Regions from separate parts of the Homo sapiens genome. Here all the other regions are linked to region 4. Evidence: chromatin loops called from intact Hi-C (ENCODE). Cell type or tissue: endothelial cell of umbilical vein. All regions are shown on one strand. Region 1 has its middle 3.3 kb from the start of LINC01590. Region 2 overlaps LOC124901354 (small integral membrane protein 30-like). Region 3 overlaps RNGTT (RNA guanylyltransferase and 5'-phosphatase). Region 4 has its middle 330 kb from the start of CNR1.

The links. Hi-C counts contacts between places; a loop is a spot of excess contacts. Peaks named below come from ENCODE experiments on the same cell type or tissue, not always from the same donor. Only the 100,000 strongest peaks of a DNase experiment are listed, where the experiment ranks them.
Region 1: a loop joins it to region 4, with 20 times the contacts of the local background. A loop is called at or near these places in 7 of 110 quality-filtered maps.
Region 2: a loop joins it to region 4, with 7 times the contacts of the local background. A loop is called at or near these places in 4 of 110 quality-filtered maps.
Region 3: it touches region 4 in a loop (2.6-fold over the local background); 5 of 110 quality-filtered maps call a loop at or near these places.

Annotation. Positions count from the first base shown.
Region 1 is chr6:87,391,313-87,396,312 of GRCh38, forward strand. No RefSeq gene overlaps it. Among named protein-coding and RNA genes, the nearest start is that of LINC01590, 3.3 kb to the right of the region's middle. In endothelial cell of umbilical vein, CTCF peaks have their summits at 224 and 1,898 (motif pointing right); a DNase peak (open chromatin) is centred at 1,929.
Region 2 is chr6:87,064,092-87,069,091 of GRCh38, forward strand. It overlaps LOC124901354 (small integral membrane protein 30-like), which reads right to left. Exons shown (of 2, transcript XM_047419629.1): 2 at 4,825-4,979. The coding sequence ends at 4,825. Among named protein-coding and RNA genes, the nearest start is that of CGA, 29 kb to the right of the region's middle. In endothelial cell of umbilical vein, a CTCF peak has its summit at 2,532 (motif pointing right); a DNase peak (open chromatin) is centred at 2,570; H3K27me3 peaks cover 630 bases.
Region 3 is chr6:88,778,130-88,783,129 of GRCh38, forward strand. All of the region lies in intron 12 of RNGTT (RNA guanylyltransferase and 5'-phosphatase), which reads right to left. Among named protein-coding and RNA genes, the nearest start is that of RNGTT, 180 kb to the right of the region's middle. In endothelial cell of umbilical vein, a CTCF peak has its summit at 2,846 (motif pointing left); a DNase peak (open chromatin) is centred at 2,852.
Region 4 is chr6:88,490,543-88,495,542 of GRCh38, forward strand. No RefSeq gene overlaps it. Among named protein-coding and RNA genes, the nearest start is that of CNR1, 330 kb to the left of the region's middle. In endothelial cell of umbilical vein, a CTCF peak has its summit at 2,495 (motif pointing left); a DNase peak (open chromatin) is centred at 499; H3K27ac peaks cover 1,244 bases.

The sequences.
Region 1 (5,000 bases), 1.1 Mb before region 4:
GTGCCAGGTGATTGCTCTTCTGTCACAAACATAAGAATGGAGCCACTGCAGGAAGGAGGGTCAAAAAATTTATTTTGTTCAAGCCTTGGAGAGCGAGCCACATCTTGTAACCAGATTGTGGTGCTCTATGTTATGTACTTGTCCTATTACCCTGGACGTTAGTAAATGTTCCAGCCTTGCCTCAGGGTTGCTGTGGGTTTGGGAGCATTGCCCCCATGAGGTCAGTTCTGTGATGGCAGCAGTAACTCATGAGATCCCCAAGGGAAAGAGACATCAATAGTTGAGAATATGCAATCCTTCTGTGAACCTTCGCCCTCCTGTACCAATCCTACAAAATTAGGAGTCATTGTTCTATGAGAGAAGGCCATCTTCCTCATGGTGTATTCACTGCAATTTCTAAATCCCCTTGTAAATAAGCTGTTTGTTTGTTTGTTTGTTTGTGACGGACTTTTGTTCTTGTTGCCCAGGCTGGAGTGCAATGGCGCGATCTCAGCTCACCGCAACCTCCACCTCCCGGCTTCAGGTGATTCTCCTGCCTCAGCCTCCTGAGTAGCTGGGATTACAGGCATGCACCACCACGCCTGGCTAATTTTGTATTTTTAGTAAAGACTGGGTTTCTCCATGTTGGTCAGGCTGGTCTCGAACTCCTGACCTCAGGTGATCTGCCCACCTCGGCCTCCCAAAGTGCTGGGATTACAGGCGTGAGCCACCGTGCCCGGCTGTAAATAAGTATTCTTACACAGTAGGTGCAAGATGATAGCATATAGGTTAGACATAGGCTAGAATCTGTGGGACCTTAGGCAAGTTACTTCACCTCTCTGTGTTTAGCGTTCTCATCTATAAGATATATATAATAGTACTTCTCTGAAAAGGCTTCTTGTAAGAATTAAATAATATATAAAAATGCTTAGCACAGTGCCAGGCTTATAGTACATGGTTAACACAAGTTCCCTATTATTGCTATAGTACCTTGCCAAACTTCTTTTTTATCAGCCTGATTAATGGGGGGGAAACTACCTTCTTCCTCGGGTCTTCTGATTTCCTGGAAAATTAGTAAACTGTAGTAAAACTATGGACATCAGTCCCTAAGATCATAGCACTAGGCTAGGCAATGTGGGAACTTCAAAAGAATTTTAGAACATAGTTCTCGTCCACCAAGTGCTTACAAGTAAGTTGGAAATGCAGATACGTGGGTTTAAATCTTGACACTACTGTTTAATAACCTTAAGGACCTTGAGCAAGTTTTTTTTTAAATCTCTCTAGGCCTCAGTTTCTTCTTTTTAAAAATGGGGATTATAACAGTAATCACCTCATTGAGTTAATATGATAATTAAATAAGTGAATAGAAGGAAAATGGTCCAACAGTGTTGACATATGGTAAATGCTAACTATTGCTATCTATCACCATGAAGCAGTGTATGTATGAGGAAGTGCCCACAGGAGTGTGCCTCCGGGATGAAGCAAAGCAACAGAGATCCAAGCAGGAGAGGCTGCAACAGGCTGGAGATATGCAGAGTCTTCATGGGGGAGGTAAGACTTAGCTGAGTTTGCAGGCTAGGTAAGCTTGAGACAGGCAAAGACACGTTCAGGAAGAAATAGCATTACCAAAAATACTAAGAAGGAAATTGGCAGGGGCATTTGTTACTACAAACTGCCTTACTAATTCCAGCATACCAGGATTCTCTTTGAGACTTGCAATGCGTAACAGGTAAGTGCTTAATGAATATTTTCCAACTTGTAAAGGACACAGGGAAGTGTGGATTATTCCTTCCCACCCCCAAAATTATTTTACGTCAGTTTCTTGAATTCTGCAAAATTCTCATCTAAATTATTGCAGCTAAGTTTATGCAGTTGTATAGTTGGGGGTGGGCAGTGGGAGAATTTGTAGCTGTAATATCCTGTTTTGACAGTAGGTGGCTCCCTTACATATATGTAAGAAAAGTGGCACTGTGGTCTGTATAGGAAATCACTTAAGTCACTTGAGTAATTGTCACATACTGTATGTCATTGAGGCTGAACATGGAGGCAGTTCTTCACATTGATTTTTGTATGAAAGATGACATTAATGCAGCAGAAGGAACTTTCTTCCTTCTTAGGAACTATGCTTACCTCTTGAGGGTGACAATCTGATTATTATTCTGGGAGTGAAGGTCAGATCCTTGGCAGTACATGTTCCCTCAACTTCTCTCATAAAGATTGGCATTCAGCTTTAACAGTACCTCGTTCATACATGCTATAGACATCACAATCTGGGCTTCTAACTACTACAAAATTATGCTAGAACTTTAGTAATGGCATGGATAACCCACCAGGAACCTTTTCATTTTACCATTCCTTGATATTTAGACTCCACAGACATCAGCTTCATTTCATTCAATATCAGAAATAAGTAGTAGCTCCAGTTAGTCTCTCTTTTTCCGTCAAGTGGACCTGCTTAAATTCTACAGCTGGTAATCTCAGCTCCATTCTGGCCAGTTCGACCCATTGTCCCATCCTGTTACTCCTTATCGATCTGAGGTTTGCTAGAATCCTCTGTTCTGGGGTACTGTGGGAGAAAGTCTACAAATAGAGCAAATCTGGGCCACTGCAGATTTCAATCACATGTGACTAAATTACAATCAGATCATAAAAATTAGTCTGCAACACTGATATTGATTACAAATTTTATAAGTATCAATAAACTATGCTCTCATTTTTGGTACTTCAAGTCATTTTTATTACTAAGTTGCTGACAGGGATAACCTATTTTTTTAAATGCCTAATGCACACATGTATCATTGTCCATCAGAATCAAAGACAGAATTTGTACATAATATTGAAAAATGGAAAAGTGCTTGCTGCACATGGTATTTTAGATTAGCTACTTTTGCAAAGTGTGTACCCCTGGACCACCTGAACTAGAATAACCTGGAATGCTTGTTAAAATGAAAATTTTCAGCTGGGCGTGGTACCTCATGCCTGTAATCCCAGCACTTTGGGAGGCTGAGGTGGGCGGATCACGAGGTCAGGAGATGAGACCATCCTGGCTAACACGATGAAACCCCATCTCTACTAAAAATACAAAAAATTAGCCAGGTGTGGTGGCACATGCCTTTAGTCCCAGCTACTTGGGAGGCTGAGGCAGGAGAATTGCTTGAACCCGGGAGGCAGAGGTTGCAGTGAGCCGAGATCATGCCACTGCACTCCAGCCTGGCAACAAAGTGAGATTCTGTCTCAAAAAAAAAAAAAAAAAAAAAAGAAAGAAAGAAAGAGCAAGGGATGTCCTTAACCAGAAAAATGATATTTATTTTTTCATTTTCAGCAAACATCATACTTAAAGGGGTAATGCAAGCATTTATTTTAAGCTAGTGGAACTGAGTATTACTACTGCTACTATTCAAAATTGAACTGGAAGTTTTAATTAGAACAGTAAAAGAGGGAAAAGACATGAAAAGTAAATGTACTGACTGATACTACCTGACTTCAAGGCTTACTGAAAAGCTACCAGACAGTGTGGTATAAGCCAAAGAATAAATAAATAGATCAGTGGAACAGAATAAGGAGTCCAGAAATAGACCCACACAGACATAGTCAATTCTTTTGAAAAAGGTGCAAAGGCAATCCAAAGGAGAAAAGATAATATTTTCAACAAAAGGTGCTGGCACAACAGGACATCCAGAAGCAAAAAAGAAAAAAAGAAAAAAAAATGAAGACACAAACTCTATAGCCTTCACAAAAATTAACTCAAAATGATAACAGACCTAAATGTAAAACACAAAATTATAAAACCTATAGGATATAACAGAAAAAAACTAGATGACCTTGAATTTGATGATGATTTTTTAATAGAATACCAAAAGCATCATCCATAAAAGAAAAAATGGATAGGTTGGGCTTCATGAAAATTGAAAACTTCTGCACTGCAAAATACCTTGTTAAGGGAATGAAAACACAAGCCACAGACTTGGATAACATTTTTGCAAAACACATATGTGATAAAGGACTGTTAACCACATCATACAAAGAACCCTTAAAACTAAACAATATGAAACAAAAAACCCAACTTTTAAAATGAGCAAAAAATTTCAACAGATATCTCACTAAAGGAGATATATAGATGGCAATTAAGCATATGAAAAGGTGTTCAACATCATATGTCATTAGGGAATTGCAAATTAAAATAACAATAACATACTACTACACACCTATTAGGATGGCCAAAACAATACATTTACAACAACAAATGCTGCCAAGGACGTGAAGAAATTGGAATTCTTTTCTCTGCTGACATGTGGGAATGCAGAATGGTATAGCCACTTTGGAAAGCAGTTTGGCAGTTTCTTACAAAACTAAACATAGTCTTACCATGTGGTTCAACAATTGTACTCCAGTAAAAAGATCAGTGGTTGCCAGGGGTTGGGGGAAGGGAGGGATGATAGAGCACAGAGCATTTTTATAACAGTAAAACTATTCTGTATGATACTGTAATGGTGGATACCTGTCCTTATACATTTGTCCCAACCCATAGATTCCACGGCACCAAGAGTGAATCCTAAACTATGGACTTCAGGTGATAATGATGGGTTCATCAATTATAACATGTGCCACCGTGGTGCAGGATGTCAGTAGCCAGGGAGGTTAGGTGTGTGGGGATAGGGATAGACGGGAACTTTGTACTTTCTACTCAATACTGCTGTGAACCTAAAATTGCTCTAAAAAATAAAATTTATTAATTTTTTTAAAAGTGGGGACAAAGTCTTCCCTGGAACCTGTCACAAGACATGCCTATGACATGCTTTTGGTGTCTACATATCAAGCCAGCTTTTTTCCACTTAATTAACATCTCATATTCATTAAACAATTATTAATAAAATACCTACCATGGGATAGGCATTGTTCTAGGTACTAGGAATAAAGTAGCAAATGAAGCAGATATTTAAAAACTCAGATATTTCACATCTGGGAATCTGAATAAATTACATGCGATACAAAAAATTCTTATACTCAAATAACTCCACTGT
Region 2 (5,000 bases), 1.4 Mb before region 4:
GTATAGTCCCATTGATTAAGTTCAAATATAGGCAAAATTAAATTATACATCCTTAATGATATGTACACAGGTGGTGAAACCATAAAGAAAAGCAAACCATTAACACAAATATAAGAATAATCGTTACTTCTGGGAAGAAGAAAAGGGAATCACAGAAGGCTTCTAAGAAACTGATAACATTCAGCAGAAATATCTTTAACAAGTGGTTTCATACAAGGTGTTCATTTAATATTGTTCTTTGGACCATACATAGTGTCTTATAGACCTTTTCTGTATATGATGTCTTTTACAATAAAATGTTTAATATGACTGTTTAATTAGACACATAAAAAGCATTTGATTTTTTTAAAATACCTTTAGCAAGCTAGATATAGAAGAAATCTTCATTCAAATGATGGCTACTAAATAGAAACCTACAGCAAGCATCACACCTAAGAGCAGAACATGAAAAGCATCCCTACTAGGGTCAGGAGAAGAGAAAGGATGCACTGTTGTTACTAGTCTTCATCCTAAATGGTAGTCATATATTTCTAATGGATTTGAATACATTTAACTCACTAATGAGTAGTTGGTACTTACTCCATTTATCATACTGACATAAGGAAGACTGACAGTCTCATCACAATGTAACTTTGTCATAGTCCCGGAAACAATTATACATATGCAGTCCTGACTTGCGTTAATAATGAATTAATTAATCCCAGCACTTTGGAAGGCCAAGGCAGGCCAACATGGTGAAACCTCATCTCTACCAAAAATACAAAAATTAGCCGGGCAGGGTGGCAAGCACCTGTAATTTCAACTACTTGGGAGGCTGAGGCAGGAGAATCACTTTAATCCGGGAGACCAAGGTTGCAGTGAGCCGAGATCACACCACTGCACTCCAGCCTTGGCAACAGAGCAAGACTCCATCTCAAAAATAACAATAATAATGAATTAATTAATTATTCCAACAATACTAATTGTTTCCAGCTAAACTTGTGTGGAATTGTAATTCTATTTCTCTCATTCTTTTGATCATGGGTCATCTTTCAGAGAGTCACGCCTCCAGAAGATGGAACAATGAGGCAATCTGGTCTAATGAAAAGTCTGTAGACCTTGAAGTCAATCAGGTGTATGTTCAAATTTAGCTCCATCACTTCCAAGCTGGGTGTGACCTTGATTGTATCAATTAATCTCTCCAGTCTTCTATTTGACATCTTACAAAATGAGGATAATAATGCATACTCTGCAGAAATGTGAGTCCTTGAAATACTACATGTCAAGGACCTAGCTCAAAGCCTGGGTATAAAAGATGATCAAAAATGGTCATAGTTGTCCAGGCGTGGTGGCTCACGCCTGTTATCCCACGACTTTGGGAGGCCAAGGTGGGCAGATCACCTGAGGTCAGGAGTTTAAGACCAGTCTGGCCAACATGGCGAAACTAAAAAATACAAAAATTAGCCGGGCGTGGTGGCAGGCGCCTGTAATCCCAGCTACTCGGGAGGCTGAGGCAGGGAGAATTGCTTGAACCTGGGAGGCAGAGGTTGCAGTGAACCAAGATCACACCACTGTACTCCAGCCTGACTCCATCTCAAAAAAAAAAAAATGGTCATAGTTGTGATTATTTTATTAACTTCACAGTAGCCAGCTAAACTCCTGAAACCAACCCCCAAAATGTTGATTAACAGTTGACAGAGAACGCTGGTGTGCTGCCATGGCACTTATTAGCCCTGTCTTATTCAAATGTTTATCAATCGCTTGAAACATAGCCTAAATGATTATTAAATTTCTAGATGATATAACGATAGACCAAATGACTAAAACACTGTGGTCCCCAACAACACTAGGACCAAAACCAACAGGATGAAATTTGATGTGAGTAAAAGGAAGGACCTGTGTTGGATTTCCCTGACATTGCACTTGGCACAGGACAAGCAATGATAGCATCTAAAGGACCCTCTTGTTTGTGAGTTTGGTGTGAGCTAACAGTGTGTGAGCGTCTATAACACATGCGAATTTAGTTTGCCTGACAAGGTTAGCAGTACCCTGAATTTAAAAACAGAGAAGAATTATGTGGCCAGCCCCAGTTACAATAAGCAGACAAGGCAGCTCTCTCTCCTCAGTAGAGCAGCATCACACATCTCAGAGACCCCTATGGAGTGGTGGTGGGAACATGCGGACTTGAATTAGATTGCTATCAATCCACTTTTAAACTACTAACATGTCTGTTTCTAACAGCCTCAGGGAATAGGCATTACAAACCATCACAAAAACTCATTTTTTTAAAAAAACACATGGCAGCAACCATAATAATAAAACTGCACAAAAGAACCAAAGCAAGAAAAAGCAAGAAGGAAGAAAAGGTCAGCATTACAGTGATGTTGATTGGATTGCAATGACCTGTTCATATTCTTGCTTTTGAAACACCAGGTTCTCTAGGTCATTTAAAAGGAAACTAATTAATTGCTTCTGATATTTTCTTTCATCTCCAAATCATGTCTCTTTTTTTTTTTTTTTTTAAGGTTTTTGGCTACACATTGCCACTGGGTGGAGCTCAAAGTCCACAAAAGCACCTTGGAACCAGCAAGTAAATAAAAAGCAGCCAGCCACGGACTCATTTTCAGACACATAACATTTACAATATTTTTTTTCTCTTGTATTGATACGTGAAGAAGCACAAACACTGAATGAAAGGAAGTGGCCATCTTTTAGAAAGAAAGAAAGCATCTCTGCAACTGAAAAAAAAAAAAAACAGCCAGCTCGGAAAGAGATTGCGGAAGTGGTTTTCAGAGATCAATAATATGCAATTATTGACTTAAGCTGAGAGTGAGATTGGAGGCTTACAATCATAACGAATTGAAGTTCTTGCATAGAGAATTTGTTTTGCTGTATTTTTTTATCACCTTTTTTTAATTGCACAGAGGCACTTGCAGCTTGGCAGCTTTATTTTGCATAGGTACACTGTGTGAATGTGTGTATATTATGAGTATAGGTTAAATGCATTCCTGTAAGAAGGCCCAGAGGCTGCCTGTGGGGCCCAGACAGTCCATCTGCTCCAGCAACCATCCCCTTGGGAAAATAAAACGTGAAATGCCACTAAGACAACCGATTATTATGCTGTTTTAGATTAGGCAACTTGTGCTTTCCCCCTTTGTCAAACCCCTGAAAGGAAGAGTTGCAAACCAGAAGAGAAAATAATAATGAGCTTTTCATTACCTCCAGAGCATGAGCTGAAAGTTTCTTTGACAAAGAGAGGAGGGAAATCGGATGTGTCTCAACTGGCTCCAGTTATATTAGCATTTTTCTTTTGTAGCTACACTAGCATTTTTCCAATTTCCAGTTTTCTTTTCTTGGGCTAATAGTACATGTTTAACAAAATTTAATTGAGTTATAACGAAATAGCTAACACTAAAGCAGTACTTATTATATGTGAATGCTGAGTATTTCACATCTTCACCCCTTTTAATACAACAGCCCTTTGAGGGAGAGGGAGGAATTATTATCATCTCCATTTTGCAGGCATGGAAAAAAAGCCTCAGCAAAGTTAAGTAACTTGTGCAATGATACTCAGCTAGGAAATGGCAATACCTACCTCAGCTGCCTTTCTGCACCGAAACTCATTCTCTTCCTTTCCCATCAGCATATTTCACTGAAGTCTCAGGATGTCCTAGTTAAAAACAAACTCAGTCAGAGAGAAGATATGCCGGTTATGACCTACCTTACTCCCGACCCATTACCCCCTAGGTCCCACCCAGCAGCATTGTGATCTGAGGAAAAAGGAAGGCAATGCTCTAGCTTCCCAAGGGGAGGTTTCACCCAAAATAGGCTTAGCATCCCCTCTCCTCCCAGCAGAGAAGCTCAGCAAAAAGTCTGGATTCTACTATCGCTCTCCAGTTCCATCCCTTGGCAGTCACTGAAGAGCACCTCTGGCAGTCACTTAAGAGCACCCCAAATCTTACCACCTGTGAGAGCTTGGGCAGGTGACTTAAACTCCCTTGTGTTTTTAAACCTGTGAAATACAAATAAGAATACCTTCCTCACAGGTTTCTATGGGAATTAAATAAGTTAAAGTATAGAATGCTTTTGATAGTGCCTGGCACTCTCTACAAGCTAACACGTTGACCATTCCCATTATCACTGATGCAATATCGTCGGCTTTGCACCCCACCCTTTTTTTCTTTTACAACATAATGGGTTTATATTTAATATAGTATTTCTCATCAGGAGGATGTTACTCAGTTGATATAAAGTGCTTTTTTAACGTTAAATCTTTTCCATGTCAATGTCTATAGTGTTTTTTTACATTAAATCTTTCCTGCATTTCAGTATTAGATACACTGAATACATTTTTCTAAATGTTTTTTCCCCAGAGATAAAAGTTTCCCTTTTTGGCTATTTGATATCTAAATACAATATTAACTTGGAAGATAACAAAACAAAAATCAAATCAAAATATGGAGAAAAGACTCCTCAATGATTCAAGAAGTAGTGATTATAACTGAATACTGGTGATTTTCTAGGATTCTGGGCAAGAACTTCCTTCTTCCTATTTCACGTGCTTTGAGAATTCTAAAACTATGAAATATTACTTATGTAAATTTCAGCCATCTTACTTCCTTGACCTTCTTTCTAACCAGCAAATACAAATTATAGGCTGCATTTTTCTGTGCATTATTTGTTGTAAAGAAAACTCTTTTTTTTTTGTTCCCATTTCATGGAAACAATGAAAAATGTAAAACTCCCCTATTTACTGATTCCTGGAAACTTTCACCAAAGCTCAGGTTTAGCCTCAATAGCACAAAGCCTTTCAGGGTGAGGCTTGATTCAGTAGGCCCTTCAAAGTCACATCTGTCCATTTCTCTTTCGTGCATATACCCCCAAGCAAGCAAGAATGTCTGTAACGCTGAGAACCACACCTAACAAGAGAGTGATTGCATCACCGGCTTCTACTGCTTCACCCAGGCAGCACCAAAATAGTGACATGAGGACTAAGGCAACTGTGCTGAAATTCAGATCAT
Region 3 (5,000 bases), 290 kb after region 4:
GGGATAAATCTCACTTGGGGATTTTAAATGTATTCTGAGTACAAAGTAAAAAAAGAAAAGGTATTACCTGAGTGTCTTAAAATTGATTATAGAGGAATGAACATTGTAAGCCTTGAAGGATGGGTAATATTCACTCATGCAGATTTGCAGCATGAAGTAAATATGGGCAAAAAAACAGGAGTAGAGAAATATAGGATGTGCTAAAGGAGAGGCAAGTCTCCCAATTCAGTGTGTGCATTATGGAGGGTGGGGCCATATTATAAGAAAAATACTTAGGAAGGAAAAATTGCTAAGTGTCCAATACTAGTATTTTTAAATTATCCAAGTCAAATTGCATTCTAACAAATTTTTAATTTAATTTTTAAAATTAGATATGGAGTCTTGCTATCTTGCCCAAGCTAGAATGCAGTGGCTATTCACAGGTGCAGTCACAGCACTGCAGCCTTGAACTCCTGAGTTTAAGCAATTCTCCCACCACAGCCTCCTGAGTAGCTGAGACGAAGGGTGCAATCCATTGCACCCAGCTCAAACAGATTTTTATAAATTATTTAAAACTGCAAAAATCATAATCACAGGATTGCTTACTTCAAACGGAAGTCCATACAATGACGATTCAATATAATTTAAGTTTTGCTAAGAAAGAAAAAATCATTGGAATTGATAGGAAACACCTTTTAACTGTGCCACGTGTAAGAAAATAATGCACATTATTTTCCCTCAAGTTTTGTATTGAAGCATGAGTAAGTATAAAATCAAATATATAATTTTTCAGTGGAAATTTTCTTCCATATATTTGCCCTGAGAGATTTATTTAGGTAACATACATGCTTCAGGATAATCACAAATAAATCTCTTTAGAAAGTTTTTTTGGAATGTTGAAACTGCAACATTTTCCCATTGTCAACCCATTAGTGAAGAGAATCTGATAAAATATAGTCATTTTCCTAGTAAAGCTTATTTGACAGAAAAGTCACAGGCCTTTAAGTAACAGTGGCTCATTACAGTAGTAAAGGGTCAAAAAAAGTAAGGGGAGAAAGGAGTGTCAGCAAGAGAGAATAGGCCCAAGAAAAAGAGTAAGTTTGTGTAGCTTGAAACACACTATGCACATCCCACCGCATTTGCAACCTCTGCCAAGGAAATTTCATACTTACAGGCAAATCATCCTTTAGTTCCGTTTCCTACTTGTTTATAGTAAGTGACTACAAGAACACTTAGAAACCAATATCAATCTAAGTTATTAAATCTAGAAAAGTTGAATGATGGTATAGTTTTAAAATATCTCCTAATAGGTACCTAATGATAAATTCTAAAAAGCTTTAATATGTAATTTTATTTATATAACAGATATTAAATATCATTCACATTCTCTTGCCTGGAAATCAAGACTCAATTTTGTCTAATAAGAAAACAACATGTATCAACTCTTCTGTTTTTACACAGCAATAATTCAGAAACTTAAGTAACTCCTCATCTCATTGCACATCAAATCATTCATATTAATTTGGAATACTAGACTTGATATTATTAGGAATTTCAAAGCACCTTTATGAAAATTAATGATTATAAAATTTTAGAAAATGGGGCCAGGTGCAGTGGCTCACGTCTGTAATCCCAGCACTTTGAGAAGCCAAGGCGGGCAGATCACCTGAGGTCAGGAGTTCAAGACCAGCCTGGCCAACATGATGAAACACCATCTCTACTAAAAATGCAAAAATTAGCTAGGCATGGTGGTGCATGTTTGTAGTCCCAGCCACCTGGGGGGGCCAAGGCAGGAAAATTGCTTGAACCTGAAAGGCAGAGGTTGCAGTGAGTCAAGATCACACCACTGCACGCCAGCCTGGGCAATAGGGTGAGACTCTGTCTCAAATAAATAAATTAATTAATTAATCTAGAAAATGGTATTTTAAGAATACTGTAGCTCCCAGTTATTGAATGTAGATTCAACAATGACACAGATTCTATGAGTAAAATATATTGAAATACCCATTAGAATGTAATTCTACTTCAGAAAAAATCACATCAATTTTGTGCCTACAAAACACCTAGTAAAATGCTCAAATACTTTAATAAAATAATTAAAAATACAGAATTTCAAAACTTACTACAAAAATATCTGTCTCAGGTACACTTAATTTAAAAATGAAATATCTGAGATTATGAAATAAGCTAACAATATTTATGAAAGATTATATAAATCACTACCAAATAATCCCTTTTTCATGATCCCCAAAATAATAAGAGCAAATATATTACAAATACAGAAACTGAATAAGCCTTTTAGAAATAAATATTTATGATTTATCAAACTTGAAATACAGAATCTTGCTGAACTATAAACAAGGATATAAAAACACCATTCTACATGTTCTCGTGTATAGTCAGAGTAATATAATTCAATTTACCAGCATGTATCTAGGTTAAAATAATTATCAGAGCTATAGTTAACTGATAAATACAATACTTAGTTTATAGAAATAAATCTGATTGTATGAGGTGAGCTGTCAAAAAAAAACTGGGGATATGTTAGGTGTAAACGTAATTACCAATATAACCCAAGATATCCATTGCCATTGTAAAGTCAAAAACATAATAAATGTAAACGTCAGGCAGCAAAATAAGATGCTTAAGAAAGTGTTGACCAGATGAGAACAGAACCTGGCTTAGAGGTAGAAGATGGCCATATGCCAAAGAGAAGTCTGTAAAACTAAGGTGGACAGGAAGCTAACTGGAGGTATACATGATATATATTTGTGGTGTAAAGCACTGGTTCTCAACTAGGGGAGATTTTGCCTCCAAGGGATATTTGGCAATGCGTGGAGACATTTTTGGTTGAACAAGAGGTGGGGAGGGGGTGCTACTGCCATCTAGTGGTTAAAGGCTAGATATGCTACTAAACATCCTACAAAGCACAGGGCAGCTGCCCACAACAAAGAATTCTAGCCCAAAATGTCAATGGTGCCAAGGCTGAGAAAACCTGATGTAAATGAAGCTAGCATTAGTAACGGCAAAGGAGCAACGTATTTAGTCCCTCTTTGCCTCTACTAACGTAATTATTTTAAGCAAGTTCAAAGTGGGCTTTATCTATCTCATTTGTAAAAATGCAATAATAGCATTTTGCTTGCCTAAAACAGGATATCTAGACCAGAGATATCTAAAAACACCTTGCAGGCTTATGTTATTCTATTATTTCCACTAGTAAAATGTGAGTAGTTATCACCAGGTTCTACAGTAAAACCTGAGACATAATGCCTTCTTCACAAAGATCACATCTGAAGCTAAGAAAGATCCCTGTCCTTACTATAATATTAGTTTTATTACAGCATTTATTTTTAAAGAAAACTTTAGAAATCCTAGACAGTAATGCTACTAGAGACAGTAAAACAATGGAATCAATTATGAACGCACATTCTTCAAGAATCTATTATTTGTCTTTTCACTGTTACACATTATACAGCATCCACTCCTCTAAGACTCCAAATACACTTACAATGAAAATTACTCCCAAATCTTCATCTTTTGTCCTAACTTTCTCCCAAATAAAAGTATGCCAGGCACTGGCTTATTCATTAGTACCCTAAAGGCAGCCTAAAGTTTTAAATCTAAAACTGAATCATTTATATTCTTAAACAAAAAACTAGTTCATCTCCATTCTGATTTCCATTTCTGATTAACATAATGCTCCTAACCAGAAAGGTTCAAAACTCTCGAATCATCTTTGATGCGATCTCTACCAATTCCATATTCCACCAATTATCTCTATTACTTTTTCACCCAGGCTATTGTGATCAACCTAACTGTTATCCCTATTATCAACAGGCCCTATCAAATACAACTGATCCTGAATCCATCTGGTTAGATGGTTTACTGAAAATAATACAAGCTTCTCAACCTAACAACCAAAGACCACCTCCCCGTGCCCACTTACCTAGCCTTATTCATCCTCTCTAGTTTTATCCCCTACTATGCCCTTTACACAGAATAATTAAGGCAGCAATAACTTCTAAGGGCTAACATCGACTGAGTTTTTCACTTTTCACCAGTTACTGGTTTGAGTGTTCTTAAATCACTTTATTCTCAAAATAGCTCCATGAGGTAGTTCAATCTAACATAGTACCCTTTTCTCATGGATCACAAAACAGAGTCATAAAGAAATTGGTAGAAAAGATATTTGAACCCAAGTATTTTATTCCAGATTCCAAAATATATACTAACTACCACATTGTACGGGGTGAATGGAAAGACAAAAAGGTGCACACCATACACAAAAATCAACTCAAATGGATTAAACATTTAAACACAAAAGTGGAAACTGTAAAACTCCTAGAAGTAAACAAAGAAAAACTTCTTGACACTGGTCTTGGCAACTATTTTCTGGATATAACACCAAAAGCACAGGCAACAGAAGCAAAAATAGACAAGTGGGACTATATCAAACTAAAAACCTTCTGCACAGCAAAAGAAACAATGAACAAAGTGAAAGGTCACCTATGAAATGAGAAAAAATAATCTTCAAACTATACATCCACAGGGGTTAATATCCAATATATAAAATCATACAACTCAATATTAAAAATACAAATAACCTGTTAAAAATGGGTAAGGGCCCTGAATAGACACTTCTCAAAATAAGAAACGTAGATGGCCAACAGACCTATTGAAAAGCTGCTCAGCATTTCTAATCAGCAGGGAAATGCAAATCAAAACCTCAATAAGACAGCACTTCACATTTACGAGGATGCCTATTATCAAAAAGGCAAGAAATAACAAGTGTTGTCAAGGATATGGAGAAAAGTGAACCCTTGTATACTTCGGTGAGAATGTAAATTGGTACAGCCCATTAGTGAAAACAGTATTGAGGTTCCTCAAAAAATTAAAGACAGAACCACCCTATGATTCAGCAATCCCACCTCTGAGTATGTATCTGGAAGTATTGAAAACAGGATCATGAAGAGATATCTGCTCTCTCCCATTCACTGCAGCTTTATGCACAATAGCGAAGA
Region 4 (5,000 bases):
TTCTTGTGAAGGAACAGAGATGAGAGAGGATTGTTGAAGTCACTTTGAGCTGGAGGATGACCTGGTGGTAAAGCTGAGAGTGAAAGTAGAACTTACACTTGGAACGTATACTTGGAATCATCCTGCTCTGACTACAGTTTGCTCCCAGCTTGAGTGGGCCATTTTAAAATACTCAGTTTGGTTAAGAGCTGTGCCAAGGAGATGGCCTGATAAGTACATATGTTGTACACTCAGCAAATATTCATTAAGCTGAATCCTCCGCCCCACAGTAGTAACTGGACAGATTCAAAAGAAGGGGTACCTTACATCATGGGGTTTATAATCTTCACAGGGGAGAAAAGACATAGATACATAATATAGGCGTGTCATACCATGAGTTCCTTGAGGGGGGAGACTGTTTTATTCAACTCTGTCCCCCTTGGACCTAGCTTCAAAAAAAAGTAAGCTAAACTGAACACTTGCATAGTACACAAAAGAGCCGGATGAGTAATCAGTGCTGAGCGGTTTCCAAGAACAGAGGGTTCCTAATGGGCTAAGTGGAGAGGGAAGTCTGTATGTTACAGGAAGGATATGGCCTGGACCCCAAAATTCTTTGAGAGTGAATTCCTGTATAATCATTGATCTTAAGTCCTTCTTTCTCACTCTGTACTGTAGAACATAAGAAGCAAATGGATGATCCAATTAACTCTGTTCTTTATCCATTGAGAACCAGCTCATTCATTCATTCTATAAGCAGTATTCAGCACATACTATGTGCCAGCATTGCCCCAGGGCCTAGAGATGCAAAAGTGAGGAAGCCAGGCAATCGCTGCCCCATACTCCAGAGAGCCATGGAACCGTATGCTGGCTCCCCTTGCCTCTGACCCTTCCTTTGTCTCTTTGTGTCAGAGGCTAATACATCCTTCTCTTTCTCCTTCTACCCAAAGAAGAAAGGCAGAAGCCCATTAGGATCCCTCAATGTAGTGAAAAGGTTAGCAGAGACTGTAAACAACAGATTATTCCCAGGCTTTTAGGAATCTCTAATGAGAAGAAACTGTCACACTCAAATTCTCTGGTGGTAGTTTCTTTGGGGAGTGTCCCTCGGGAAACATTGCCTGGACAAAATGCACTTTTTTGTACTATGCATAATCCATTACTCCCAGGGAAAGAGTGGGGTTGAAAATAGTTTCAAGACACTATAATTAGCAATGCGATTCTCACAGCTACAAGGAAATCAGATAGGGAATCTAAAACAGCACCATGCCCCTGTCTCTTGCCTTCCTGCTCTTAGGTTTTAGTTCCATTTTTATAGTCACTTCTCTAAGTTGAAACATGGGCTGTCTTCCACAAACACCTACTCTGTGGGTCCTGATGTACCCCCGGATCCATTCTCTGATTTCACTGGCTGTGGACCTGTTCTCTGACCCTGTTCACTTAAGTCCCACACATCCTCAGAGTTCCATTGAACAACTTTACTATAAAGCAGGGTTTGGAAAACCACGACCCACAGGCCCAATCTGGCCCACAGCCTGTTTTTGTAAATAAAGGTTTATTGGAAGACAGCTCTGCTCATTCATTTATGTATTGTCTGGGGTTATTTATGCACTATAGCAGCAAAGTTGAATAGTCGTTACAAAGACCATATGACGCACAAATCCTAAAATATTTATTGTCTGTCCCTTTACAGAAAAAGTTTGCTGACTCCTGTTATAGAGTAAGAGAAATTTAGGACACAAATTCTGTGCTTTCATTGTACCAAACAATGTAGTTGTTTGTATAGAGAAAACTGTATTTATTCCTACTCTTTTCTGATAATATAAATTTTATATGTTGTTTGGGATAATTTGATCATAAGAATCCAGTGATACTCCTGGCTTGTTGTTTCCCAGGAGGGCTAAGGTTAATGACTCATTCCACTGAGTTCAAAGCAAGGCTGGCAAATAGAGAAGTAAACCATTTCGGGACGACTTCACATGAAGTTTTTCAAGATGATATTAGAAAATCAGGTCTTGGAGAGACAGCTTGTCTTGATATGTACCATTTCTTTTTGAGTCAAACTATCAAATGAAACAGAAGAAATAGAAAAACAGAGCTAGATTTCATAAGATTGATATCATTTTCAGTTTAAAAAGGAGATAATCTCAAATATTCAAAGGACAAAGCTGAAGACGATCTCCCAAAATTAAGCCCAGCTTATGAAGAAGGAATTCCTGAAATATAAAGATCTTTCCCACTGTAAATGATCCTTAAAGTTATTGGACTTGCTAAAGAACCATAAGAACAGAAAGGCCTTTTAATGAGCAAGAACTCATTTGTGTTGCTTTGATATAAGATAATCTGTAGATACATATTTACAGCTAGCTGAAAGTTGACTGGTTCTAAATTTTTTTGAATTTGCTAGAAATAGATTTTTTTTTTCTATTGGGAATAAAGTTTGCGCAGCTAATATCTCCACAAACCTACAAACCAACCAAGTATCACAGATATGCTGAGTCACTGCCATCCAGTGGCTGAACAGAATAACTGCTTTAACCATGAACGGGAGACTAAGCTGGGGGGCTGAAAAGGGTCTCAGGAATGAGTTTTATACAGTGGGCCTCAGTTGGTATTGGTCACATTAAAAGTGTGAAACTTATTTACAGATGGTATAATTGCTTAACTAAAAAACTAATAAACTTCATTAAAACTATTAGAATTAATAAGAGAATTTGGCAAAGAGGCTAAAGATAAGATAAATATACAAAACTGTGAAGCTTTTCCCTAGACTAGCAGTGACCGATTTGAAATGGAAACAGAAACAATAATTCCATCCTCATTAGTAATGAAAGCATGGAAGGGCTGGCCACCTCTCCTCCAGGAGGCTTACTGCACATTCAAGTAAAGTACTCAGGACTATGACACTGATCTGATAGCTTCCCAACCTTCCATCAGGCTCTCAGGACTAGTCCCAGCCTACTGTATATCAGTCCCCTTCAGAAACCCAAGGCTTCCCATTAGCAGTTATATGGATCTCTCAGCCCCCACACTATACTGAACAAGCCTAATCCCATCCAACACCCCTCCCTCCCCAATGTTTTCCCTGAGCTCTGTAAAACTCTTAGTCTGTGATCAGAAACCTAATTTCTGAATGGTTGTCCACCAAGCATGCCTCCCCTGCAGCCCTCTGACAAAGAGGCTATTTTTCACCCCACTTCATGTTCCTCAGGGCCAGGAAGGAGGCAAGCCTATTTCTTATTCACCATTGCCTTTTCCCACTCTGAGGCCACCACTACATAGCTTCTCTTTCTTCAAACCTCTTACTCCTTCCCCCCAAACTCTCATCTGAAGACCGCATCTTATACGTAATTGAGGGAATAAGAGTCATCACTAAAAAGTCCCCCTTCACAGTCTAAATAAAGAAACCAGTGGTTCTCAACCAAGGGAAATTGTTCTCCCCAGGGGACATCCAGCAATGTCTAGAGACATTTTTGATTGTCACAACTGGAGGAGGTGGCTACTACTGGGATATCTTAGCCAGGCATGCTGCTAAATATCCTACAACAGACAGCCCCCAACTACAAAGGACTATCTAGCCCAGAATGTCAATAGTGCCAAGGCTGAGAAGCCCTGGTATAGACGAAACTGCCCAGGCACCCCTTTTATCTCTTACTCCAATGAAGAAGTGTCCCTGCTCCCCTAAAAGCTGGTTATCTCTCATTCTCAAGGACCTTCCTCCTGATATCACCCCCTGCTTCTCTCTCTCTCCCTCTCTCTATATATATATGTATCTTCAGTTCTCCCTCTCTATTATGTATATTCAATTATTCAACAAAAATTACTATATGCCAAACACTCTTCTAAGTGCTGAGGACACAAAACAGATGAAAATTCTTGCCCCTGTGAAACTTATATTTTAAGAGAGGAAATGATCAACATTATAAGTAAGTAAACTATACAGTATTAGTGGGGAGTTAAAAAGAAAAAAACAGGAAAGAGGAACAGAAAGTATGTGGCAGAACAGGGGGTTAAATTTTAAATAGGTGGCTGGGGAAGGACATCCTGATATGCTGAAATTTGAGCTAAATCCAGAAGAAAATAAGGAAAATATTTACCCAAATATCTGGGGAAAGAGCATCCTAAGCAGTGGGAAAAATAAGTGCAAAGAGAGAGAGAGAGCCTGGCTTGGGGTTTGTCTGGTGGGTACAAGGAACAAAGAGAGGCTATGGCAGTTAAAGCAGATTGACCAAGGGGAGAGCTGTAGAAGATGAAGTCAGAGAGGTAGTGAGGGTGAAATGGGGTATAATTTTGGCTTGTACTCATCTAAGTGAGATAGAGAAACTTCAGAGGATTTGAACAAAGGATTTCATCATTTGACTTTCACTTCAACACAAGGGTCAACAAACTACAACCAGCAGGACACCGCTTGCTTTTTTTTGAGACGGAGTTTTGCTCTGTTGCCCAGGCTGGAGTGCAGTGGTGTGGTCTCAGCTCACTGTAACCTCTGCCTCCTGGGTTTAAGTTATTCTCCTGCCTCAGCCTGCTGAATAGCTGGGATTACAGGCACGTGCCACCACACTCAGCTAATTTTTGTATTTTTAGTAGAGAAGGAGTTTCACCATGTTGGCCAGGCTGCTCTCAACTTCTGACCTCAAGTAATCCACCTGCCTTGGCCTCCCAAAATGCTGGAATTACAGGCATGAGCCACCACGCCCAGCCCACCACTTGCTTTTATAAGTAAGGTTTTCTTGAAACACAGCCTCATTCATTTCTTTTGTCTCTGGTGGCTTTCAAGCTATAATGGTAGAAGTGAATAGGTGGGACAGAGACGACATGGTCCATAAAACCTGACATACTTACTATTTGGCCCTTTACAGAAAGAGTGGAGAAGAACTCTTTAATAAAGCCAGGAAGCTCAGAAACCATACATGAAAAGATATATTTGACAGCAAAAAAATTCAAATTCATTTAGGAAAAGTTATAAACAAAGTACAGAAACAAATAAGAGATTGGAAAAATATTCATTACAAATAAAACTTTAATAT